Linked DNA regions of Mus musculus: region 1 is linked to region 2. A link is a contact called in ENCODE POLR2A ChIA-PET data. All regions are on one chromosome and are shown on one strand. Each heading gives the region's core, a stretch centred on a gene start or an enhancer-like site at or near the end of the contact. The rest is flanking DNA. Distances are from core to core; before and after follow the strand shown.

Region 1 (5,594 bases), core at 1,660-4,159, 140 kb after region 2:
CCACCACATGCTCTGAGCACTCCTTCTGGGAGATACCCACCTACTCTCAGGGTACTGTAGTTTAAGCAGTTTAAGTGCCAGACTGCGGAAGGGCCAGAGACAAGGAAAGAGCTGGGGAATCCCTGGCTATCGAGTCTCTAGACCTCTGTTCTGGAAAGGAGGAGGTGAGTCTGGGGATGGACTTCTGCCCATGGGAGGCTAAGGAATCGGATACAGGAGACTTTGATGATGGGTTGCATAGCCTGTGTTAGGGATCTTGAGGGTCTGAGGGATGTGGGGTGCTAGGTTTGGCTGTGTACGACTGGAGGGTAGAGATCCTTCTTGATTATCCTCCATGCCTGGCAGAGCCAAGGTCCTAAGTGATGCTAACAAATAGACTAATAGGCTGATTTGTGAACATGGGGTGAGAAGGAGAGAGCTTTGAATCTGATTGGATGGCCATGATAGGCTGATGTGAGGGTCTACTCCATAGAATAACCGAACCTTGGAAATATCCGAGACCTTGTCCATTGGGACTGAGCTGGAGTTCTAGGCCTGGGTACCAACCTCTTATTTATTTTTACAATGAAGTCCTAAATACCAGTGTCCCCCTGGAGACAAGGTTCCTGGAGTATGTCCACGGGCAGTGGCGAAGCAGCTGCCACACTTCTTAGGCCTCTGTGACCTCTCTCTCTGAGGCATGTGAAGTTTACCATAGCATATACATTTCCTTTTCTTTTTGAGATAGGATTTCTCTGTGTAGACTTAGCTGCCCTGGAACTCACTCTGTAGTCTCTTACCTGGCCAGCCTCTAGCTCACAGAGAGCCACTTGCCTCTGCTTTCTGAGTGCCCCCACACCTGGCCTGGCACATACACAGTCAATCCCAGAAACTGTTTTGCTATCCTGGAGCTAATAAAGGTAGAGGGGAGGACCTCTGGTTCATCTGGTGCTAATTAGGGGGACAGAGCCCCAGGGGAGGAGCCCAGTCTGGGGACCAGGATCGTGTTCCAGAGAAGCAGTTTCCAGCATCATGACTAGCAACATCCTGCATCCAAGGGAGACCTAGAACTGATTGCAATGGAGGGAAAGCAGGGTCTACAAATTTGCATCTCCTTGTTTTACCCTAAGGCTCTGTCTTCAACTTCCTAGTAGAGCCAGGGTGCAGGGACCAAACTGGGAGGAGGACATCTGGTGCCAGGCCAGGTTTTAGGGTAGGGGGCATGCTGGGTTCTCAGTTCCAGTATACTGATCTTACAGAGAGTGGTGATGTCTGGATCCTTTACCAGCTTGGCCTTACAGTGCAAGCAGGATAAGTCTAGGACTTAGCTCAGGATGATGCTCAGGGCCACATAGCCAGACCTCAAGCTGTTTTCAGTAGGAATTGGTATGAATTACAGATTATTATTTCTTTGGATGGGAAGATGTCCCAGGAGCAAAGGCTAGACTAAGCCTTCCTACTGTAATTCATTTGGAATATGGTCCTGTGGTAAAGGTGTGGGCTGGGGCTGGGCTGCTGAGTAGTCTCCTCCTCTTGGGCCCTTGTAGAAGATGAAGGAGAGCAGCATTGATAACTTGATGAAGAGCCTGGACAAAAACAGCGACCAGGAGATTGACTTCAAGGAGTACTCTGTGTTCCTGACCACGCTGTGCATGGCCTACAATGACTTCTTCCTAGAGGACAACAAATGACCAGGACACTGGCAGCTCCTGATCCTGACCTCTGCAGCCTCTTTAACTGCCCCTCCTATGGCCCCTGCCCTTCTCTTTCTCCCAGATGGATCCTTCCAGCAGAGAAATAAAGCCTTATCCATTACACGCACTGGTTTTAAGGTGGTTTGTGTCTTGGCTGAGGCAGGGGAGAACAGACATTTTGGACCACTAAGCCTTGGGCCACACACAGGTGGTCTGTGGATAGCAGGAGCTGGGCTCTCATCCCTCTTCACTGGCAGTCCTTCATCATGGACATTGTTGGAGGTGTCCTGACTTTGTTCTGCACTCCTGTAAAATAACAAAGCTGCCCAGACAGCAAAGATGCAGAGAAAACAAGAGAAAAGGCCGTGAGAGCTAGGAGGCCAGAGGGATGGGCTGTGGCCCAGCAGTGATGGTCCCGCAGGTCTGACTTGGGGATAGCCCGCAGGAGACCACCCCAGGAGCCCTTCTCCTCTCCCTTCCAGGAACACCCCTCCCATTACTCACTGAAGAGTGACTTCAGGATGCTAATCCCTCCCCACACCCTACCAACTTCCTCTTCTCAAGACTCCTCCCCATTACCCCCCCCCACCCCAGGAGAAAATGTTCAAAACTTTTCACTTGAGATGAGTAACTGAGAATGCTCGCTGGGCTTGGCTCTACTATGTGCACATTCATGCATAAGCTGCTCTAAGGATGAAAATCCAGGCAGTGAGTGGGAGGAGGCGAGTGATGTTGCTAGAAATTTATGGTTGGTGGGGGATGCTGTTTAAAATCTTTTAGACTGTGTTCTTTCCCCATGCCCCCTTTGATACAAGGCTCAAAATTCTACCTTTTGGGATCAACGTCTTTAGCTATATATCAAGATTTAGACCAGTGGTTCTCAACCTGTGGGTTGAGACCCCTTTCACAGGAATTGCCTAAGACCATCTGAAAACACAGATATACACATTAAGATTCATAACAGTAGCAAAATTATAGCTATGAAGTAGAAACGAGAATAACTTTATGATTGGGGGACCACCACAACTTGAAGAACAGTATTAAAGGGCCGCAGCATTAGTCAGGTTGAGTGAGAACCATTTCTTAGAGGATGTGGTAGACAGACTGCTTCCCCTCCCTCACTTGGGGACCTTGCCACTAGAGGGCAACAGCATCAGTGTGGTTCCCAGTCCCCCTCACACTGATGCTAACTTTAAGGACACTGCTCTCGGGCTGGCAGAAGGTTCAGCACACAAGCCAGAGTTTCGAGTCACGTGCCAGAAGGGAAAACTAAACACGGAATTAGAGAAAACTTGATGCCTCTGGCTTGCACTGGTCTCCTTTGGGCCCGTTAGGGCCCGCTAAACTCCCTCATTCCGCTCCTAATCCTGGACAGTCCAGGCAACAGGGGCGTGGAAAGTTGAGGGGGCTGGGATGTTCGTTTGCCTTGCCTCAGGCGCTGGGTGGGGTCGGGGCGTGCCAGCACTCCCTGGGCGGACCTCACGGATGCTGGCCACTATAAGGCCGGCCAGACTGCGACACATTCCATCCCCTCGACCACTCCTTTGGCGCTTCGCTGTCGACCGTGCGGTGAGCTCTCGCTGGGGGGTCCCTCTAGGGTCTTTCTGCTCCTGGGCAAGGGGTTAAGCCACTTCCTTCCCCCGTCAGCCTCTGCAGGCTCAGTGGGTGGAATGCATTGGGATCCAAGTTTTCGGAGCCCAGGGAGGCAGGGAGAGCCATGATTAGGTGGGTTGTATCAGGCAAACCCAGAGGCTAATGCATCCCTATGGGGCGGCAACCTGAGTCTGCTCTTCTGGGGTGCAGGAGGGTTTGCCCTGGGTGTGTCATCGTCCCAGTGTGTGGCTATGTCAGGAGGTGCCCAGGGGCACTCTCCATTCTCTTCCTTGCTCAGTCATATGCCCTAGTTCTCTTGGAAGCCCTGGAGGACAGTGCTCACAGATCCCAAAGCCCCTTCCATTCTTATATCCCTCACCTAAGTTGCCCCGGCTGCCACCTGTGTTGGCTTGAGACTGACTGCCTCAGGCAGGGGGGTGGTGAGAGAACTCTCTGCTATCAGCAGCACTGACTAGCCCCTCTGTCAAACAGCTTCTTCTAGCCCAGTGATCAGTCATGGCATGCCCTCTGGATCAGGCCATTGGCCTTCTCGTGGCCATCTTCCACAAGTACTCTGGCAAGGAAGGTGACAAGCACACCCTGAGCAAGAAGGAGCTGAAGGAGTTGATCCAGAAGGAGCTCACCATTGGCTCCGTGAGTAGCCCCTGTCCCGGTTCCCCCTCCTGCCTCTCATCTGAGTGGCATTTAATCACAGTTCCTGATCTTACTTCCTGTGGAGGGATGCTCGTATGCCTCCATGCTGCCCTGTCCCCTGAGGGAGGAGCAGGGGCTGAGGAGAGTAAATCAAGGTAAACCCAAGCTGAAGGCCCATCTTTGGTCCCAACGAGCACTTGTTTGAGAGAGGACTTCCAGGGAAGGGGTAAGGAATCTAGGGTGTTGGCCACCACTGAGTGTGGACTTCTCCTTCTTAATGTATTAGAAGCTGCAGGATGCTGAAATTGCAAGGCTGATGGATGATCTGGACCGTAACAAGGATCAGGAAGTAAACTTCCAGGAGTATGTCGCCTTCCTGGGGGCCTTGGCTTTGATCTACAATGAAGCTCTGAAATAAAATGGGACCGTTGAGATGACTTCCGGGGGCCTCTCTCGGTCAAATCCAGTGGTGGGTAGTTATACAATAAATATTTCGTTTTTGTTATGCCTACTCATGTGTTCTGGCTTCCCACTGATTTCCAGTTGCTTCCTGCCTTGCTGCTGGACCCACCATCCAGTGGTCTTAGTCACAGTTAAACTCTGGGAGTAGTAGCTCATTGGCCCACCAGGCCAGGTCTGCCAGCTGACCAGGAATCTTTATGGGTATTAGAAGAGGAGGCCCCTCTAGGCAAAGCCACTCTAAACAAAGGCTCAATCAAGTGACCTTCAGGAGAAAGTGGCCTTTAGAGGCAGGTCTGCAGTAGTCCCAGCAGTCTCCTGGCAGACACACTTTGGTCTGGGTGTGGTGAAACAGGGAGTACTAGGTGGGCCCTGACGTTGGGCAATCCACCTTTTCACTGTGTGTTTGTGTGTTATATGAGGGAGGCGTGGGGAGAGGCACATCTGAGGTGAGCAGGGAGGGACACAGGATGACTGAGTTTTCCGTAGCTGCCTGTGTTCCAGTTGGAGGTGGAGGAGACTGTAGGAGACGGTCCCTAGTGTCAGGTATGGGGTCCTTTTTGTTGAGCTAAGGAGCTGGCAGCTCCACGCACATGTGACTCACGAGGTGCTCGCAAACAGGGCAGGGCTGGGGTCCCGAGACATGCCAGATGCGGCATCAGGCCTTTCTGTCAATATTGACCCAGCCTGTCCCTGCAGAATGACTCATGGGGCTACTTCCCTGGAACGTAGTTGAACCCTCAATCCCTATCAGAGTAGATGGCCAACGGAGTAACTGTCTATTGTGTACAGTTAAATCATAGGTGTGGGGGAAGCTGTGTGTGATGTGTCTGGGTGTCATGGAGACAGCATTTGTTGCTATTCCTCCAGGGAAGGCCTAACCCAAGTTGGACAACATCCTGGCCAAGCCCCGAAGGGCAAAGATCTGGACTTCATGTGGAGACCATAGCTGTTTTCACTTCTTACTACCCACCCCTTCTCCAATCCACTTAAGACGTTAAATGGTCTTCCCATGCTCTGGGTGGGGCAAATAAACAGCAACAGCTGTATTTCTTAAAAACCTTTCTTCTCCAGCAGTGTCCTGGTCTTACCACGTTGTTGGACAGCCAGAGGGTCCCCGGGTGGGCCACCCCCATTCCATGCTGTTCAGTATAGGCTCTATTCAGTGGCTCTGGAAAAGTACACCACACCCAGTTGTTGATACTTTGGGGTGTG
Region 2 (5,807 bases), core at 1,050-3,549:
AGGTAGAAGACTCACCTGGACTTGGCTGTGGCACATTCTCCCTACCTCAAACCATGCACACATAGTAATGAAGAAACTTAATTTTTTGCAGCAGCTTAAGGTATGTTTTAGATGAACCTTTTTTATGTGTATGAATGCTTTGCTTGCATATATGTCTGTGCACCATGTGCGTACCTGATGCCTGTGGATGTCAGAGAACTATGTTTGACCCCCTGGAACTGGAGTACAGACAATTGTGAGCCACCATGTGGGTGAAGGGAACTGACACTTCTTGGTCCTCTGCAAGAGTAAAATAACAAGTGTTCTTAACCGCTGGGCCATCTCTCTAGTCCCTAAGTAAATAAACTATTATTATTATTATTATTATTATTATTATTTTAATTATTATTGAGATAGGGTTTCTCTATGCAGCCCTGGCTGTCCTGGAACTTGTTCTGTAGATCAAAGGCCAGCCTCCAATTCAGAGATCTGCCTGCCTGTACCTCCCCAGTGCTGGGATTAAAGGCCTGCACCACAAGGTTGGGTTTAAAGATGTATTTTATGTTAAGTTATGTGTGTATATGTATACATGCTTATGCGTACAATGTGCTAGAGGGCAGAAGAGATTGGCCGAACTTTAGTCCTGAAAGAACAGTGCGTGCTCTTGACTGCTGAGCCTTTTCTGAGCCACTCCCAATTAAAAGAAAACCTAGGGCTGGAGAGATGGCTCAGAAGTTAAGAGCACTGACTGCTCTTCCAGAGGTCCTGAGTTCAATTCCCAGCAACCACATGGTGGCTCAGGACCATATATCTGATGCCCTCTCCAGGCCTGCAAACATACATGCAGGCAAAATACTGTATACATAATCAATCAATCAATCTTAAAAAAAAAAAAAGAAAAGAAAAAAGGAAAGGAAAGAAAAGAAAATCTAAAGGCAAACTTAACCCATGATGGTAGAAATCCAATATGGTTACCTTTCTGAGATGATGAAAGACTTTTTGTGAGGCAGGATCTCCTATGTAGACTTACCTGGCATGGACTGGCTACATAGAATAGTTTGACCTTGAACTCTCAGATCCTCCAGCTGCTGCCTCTCAGGTGCTATAATTAAAGGCATGCTCCACCATGTTTGCCAAAATAGCGTTCTTTTTTTTTTTTTTAATTCTGTTATATTTATGTTGTGTTTATGGGTGTCACCACACCCACAACCTTTATAGTGAGGTCGGAGAACAAAATGCAGAAATCGCTGCTCTCCTTCCACCACTGTGGGTCTCAGAGGTTGAACTCAGGTTGTCGCGATTATACCTGCTGACTCACCTTGCTAACACGATAAAGTATTCCCTATTTTAATGAAGGTGCAGTTAGGTTACTTGAAAGGAATATATGCCTACGAAAGTAAGTAATACACCAATACTTGTCAGAATCACCTAACATAGCGAAGTGGGGAGGAGCTGGTGGAACTGGGGAAGAGAAATATGTGATCAAGATATATTGTATGACCCAGCACTCGGGAGGCAGAGGCAGGCGGATTTCTGAGTTCGAGGCCAGCCTGGTCTACAAAGTGAGTTCCAGGACAGCCAGGGCTACACAGAGAAACTCTGTCTCGGAAAAACCAAAAAAAAAAAAAAAAAAAAAAAAAAAAAAAGATATATTGTATGAATTTTTTTCAATAAAAAGAATCATATAATAGTAATGCTATCGAGGGAATAGTGGTGGTAAGTGGAATTAAGTTATTTCTCATATTTCCATAAGGTAAAAGTTATGTTTTCAGGTGAGGCGGCACACGCTGGAGATTGCTGAGTTTGATGACAGCTCGGGCTACACTAACGAGTATTATGTAAGTCAGGATGACCGAAAAAGACGCTATCTAAAAAAAAAAAAAAAAAAAAAAAGTTGGAGAAGAAAAAAGAATTGTATTTCTTGTTATGGAAAGGAAAATTTAATTAGATTGTCAAAATTTTAAAAACAAAGCCTCCGATAGCAGAGGATGGTTTCGATCCATCGACCTCTGGGTTATGGGCCCAGCACGCTTCCGCTGCGCCACTCTGCTACCCACTGGTAGCATTCTCTTCTTTTCCATAGAAGAGCTTACCATTCACCGCCTCAACTTCTGAACGCCCTCCGCTGTCAGTGGGGAAAATTGCCTTCATCCCTGTTATGTCTTCTTATTGGCTGGCTCCTTTACAGGGCATTTTTCATTGGTTGCTGCGTTAACCAATAAACGCGCGGGACGGAGTGAGGCGGGAGCCTATCGCGCAGGCGTTTGTTGGGACACGCCGGCCAGACGTTTCTCAGCCAGCCTAGTTCTTCCCAGCGAAGAGCGGTTGTGTGGCCTCCATTGTTCAGGATTAAGCGAGCCATGAGGTAAGTGGACAGAGGTGCTTGAAAGTTCCAGCCGAAGTCTCGGGGGCCTGGCTGAAATGGAGTCGGAGGAACAAGGGCCTGCATCTGGGCGGCCGGCGGAAAGCCTGACCGCGGGGGAGTGGAGCAGGAGGAGGCTGGCGGACTCCGGGAATCGGGCCCGGAGGGGGTCGGGGCCCAGCAGGGGGAGTTGTGTTGATACCTGGGTCTCGGGGGCCGGGAGGGGATGGAGGAGAGGTCTTAACGGCCCAGGAAGATCTCCCTCCGTGCGCAATAAGTAGGCTGGAGCGTTGCGCAATTTTCTGGTACCTAGTGTTTGACCAATAGTACATGCCTCGTAACTGTTAATGCTGTATTAATAAATGATAAGTCACTTTACTGTGCATATTAGGACTGGTGTGCCTCACGATCGTAGGTTACCTTAGTAGGGGTATGTATATCAGGTTCTGAAACTCGTATTTTCCTGATGTGAGTTTTGATAAAATCCTGAATTAGAAGTGGGGTGTGGTGTCGAAAGCTGCACTCACAGCACTTGGGAGGTAAGGCAGGAGATACATGAGATTCCGTCTCAAAAACAAGAAAAAGGAAAAGTCCAGAATTAGGATGTCATTGGGCACCATTTGGAATCTGGGAGAAGAGAGCATGAAATATCTATCCACTTCTGTAGTTCGAGGCGGTCAAGGTAAGTCAAATTGAAATAACATTGATGGTGTGATGGAGACCTTTTTCAGCGAATTGAGAGTAAAATGTATGTATTTTTAGGGGTGACAGAGGACGTGGTCGTGGTGGGCGCTTTGGTTCCAGAGGAGGGCCTGGTGGAGGGTGAGTGTGGCTGTTTGCATCTTTGCCTTGGTTTGTTTCAGTAGAAAGGGGTTTGGAGTAGATTGTTCTATTTCATTTCATGAAAGTCACGAAAAGCATTTCTTTTCCTGATGTCCTACTAAGTGGATTTGACCTTTTGCTAAGAATGATACAGCTCAGAAACTTTTCCAATTCTTAAGACAGAATTGGTTGGTGCATTGTGTACCTCTCTTGTGCTTTCTGCTTGAATAACTTTGGGTTGTTTTCATGTTTCAGGTTCAGGCCTTTTGTGCCCCATATCCCATTTGATTTTTATTTGGTGAGTATTTTGGCTTTGGAGGACTTTCCTGTTCACTTATAGGTGTAGAAATGGAGCCCCCTTGTTAATGGAGTCAGATACTGTTTGGAGTAGGATTCAAGAGTGGATCTTTTCTTTGTTTGAGTGAGGGTCTTCTGTATGATTGGCTGGCCTGGAACTCTATGAATACTTACTGAGTTGACTGCAAATTCACCATCTTCCTCCCTCAACCTCCTGAATGTTGGAATTACAGTCATGCATTCCCACATCTGGTGTAAATTTTTATTTACTTAGTATGAGTGCTAGAGATTTGAACCCAGGACCTTGAACATGTTAGATCTATATCCCTAACACCTAATTTTATTTTATTATTGTATTTATTATATGTCACTATCTACTTATAGGTATAGCTACAGGTATAACATGGCTCTAGTGGAGGCTACAAATTTTTTCCAGTTCTTGCATAACGGTGCACATCTGTCTGTAATTCTAATTTCCAAGGATCTTATGTCCCTGTTGATTTCCACAGGCTCATGCACACAGGATGCATATGCATTCACTGTGGCACTCACACATACACATAAATAAATATTTAAAAAAACAAGCCAGTTCACCAGTCAGTCTTTAAAGAGACTGTAATCCTTTTGTAATCCCAGAAATGGAAGCCTGAGCAGTAGGACCATGTTCAGAGTTCAAAGTCAGCCTGGGTTACTAGAGTGAACTGTCTCAACAAAAACAAAACATAGAAAACAGAGTCAGCAAGGTAGGAAAAATAATTCCTTTACAGTTTCATTGTAATATTTGTCTAAAAAATGTCTTTTTAAAAAATAATTTTTAGGACTTATTTATTTTGAGACAGTGTCTGTATCTATAACCTTGGCTGGCCTGGAAATCAGAGATCTGCCTGTCTCTGCCTCCACAGTTCTAAAAGTGTGTACTATATTACATGGCGGATGGGTTATAATCAGTTCCTTTCTTTCTTCATTTATATTTGGATTTTTAGATAGGGTTTTTCTGTGTAGCCCTAGCTGTCCTGGAACTCAGAAACCCACTTGTGTCTGCCACCTGGCTTGCTTTTTTAAAAAATTTCATGTGTATGTATAAAGTACTTGCCTATATAAATATTTACCATATGTGTGCTTGGTGCCTTTGGAGGCTAGAAGAGGTGACTTGTCAGAGGTTGTGAGCTGCCTTGGGTATGCTAGGGATCAAATCTGGTTCCTCTGCAAGAGTAGCAAATACTCTTCACCTGCTGAGTTATCTCTCTGGCCTCTGGGTAATTTCTGTTTGTGTGTGTGTGTGTGTGTGTGTGTGTGTGTAAATAGGGTTTCATTGTACAGCCTTGGGTGGCCTATAATGTACAGAGATCTGCCTGCCTTTGCCTCCTGAGAGCTGGGATTAAAGATGAGGGTCATCACTGCCGGGCCTTTATTTCTTTTTATATAAAGGTAATGAGTACTCAGGCTGCTGTTGTAGCTCAGTTGGTAGAGTGCTTGACTGGCATGCACAGAGCCCAGAGCATTTCATATATCAGTATGAGGGTACGCACTAATAATCTAAGTACAAAGGAGGAAGACACAGGAAGATAAGATTACAGTCATCCTCAGCTACATAGCAAGTTCAGGTCAGCCTGTGATTTTATATAAGACCCGTCTCAAAAGAAATAACAGAAAAACAAGGTTTGCATTTGGACTTGAACATCTGAAGGAGGTGAAAACAAGTGTTGTAAGGTGTACTGGCTTTGAAATGGTCCCTGGGGAAAATAAAATTAAATGTAGACTTTTCTAGTTTTTTGTTTTTTAAGATATATTTATTTTAGCTGGGTGTGGTGGCACACGCCCTGGCTAAAATCCTGGCACTTGGGAGGCAGAGGCAGGTGGATTTCTGAATTCGAGGCCAGCCTGGTTTACAGAGTGAGTTCCTGGACAGTCAGGGCTATACAGAGAAACCCTGTCTCGAAAAACCAAAAAAAAAAATATATATATATATATGAGTACATCATTGCTCTCTTCAGACACACCAGAAGAGGGCATCAGATCCGATTACAGATAGTTGTGAGCCACCATGTGGTTGCTGGGAATTAAACTCAGGTTCTCTGGAAGAGCAGTCAGTGCTCTTAACTGCTGAGCCATCTCTCTGGCCCGTTTTTTTTTTGTTTTGTTTTTTTAATTCTAAAGATTTATGTGTGTGTGTCTGCATGTATGTGTACCACACACATGCCTAGTACCAGAGGAAGCTGAAGAGGGAGTTAGATTCCTTGGAACTGTAGTTAACTGGTGGTTGTGAGACCCATGTGGGTGCTGGGAACTGAACCTGGGCCCTTTAAGAACAGCCAGTGCTTTTAACTGCTAAGTCATCCCTCCAGCC

Evidence for each region. ChIA-PET counts read pairs that join two places held with the same protein, here RNA polymerase II (POLR2A).
Region 1: POLR2A ChIA-PET joins it to region 2 with 18 read pairs in Patski. The contact joins the promoter of S100a6 here to the promoter of Ilf2 in region 2. POLR2A ChIA-PET finds 5 or more read pairs at or near these places in 4 of 5 experiments (Patski and embryonic stem cell).

The regions. Positions count from the first base shown.
Region 1 is chr3:90,609,985-90,615,578 of GRCm38, forward strand. It overlaps S100a6 (S100 calcium binding protein A6 (calcyclin)), which reads left to right and starts at 2,910. Exons shown (of 3, transcript NM_011313.2): 1 at 2,910-3,242; 2 at 3,759-3,920; 3 at 4,207-4,430. The coding sequence starts at 3,783. The coding sequence ends at 4,338. It overlaps S100a5 (S100 calcium binding protein A5), which reads left to right. Exons shown (of 3, transcript NM_011312.2): 3 at 1,527-1,796. The coding sequence ends at 1,670.
Region 2 is chr3:90,473,902-90,479,708 of GRCm38, forward strand. It overlaps Ilf2 (interleukin enhancer binding factor 2), which reads left to right and starts at 2,300. Exons shown (of 14, transcript NM_026374.3): 1 at 2,300-2,344; 2 at 3,104-3,163; 3 at 3,419-3,461. The coding sequence starts at 2,340. It overlaps n-TMcat11 (a tRNA gene), which reads right to left and starts at 2,030; the gene lies at 1,959-2,030.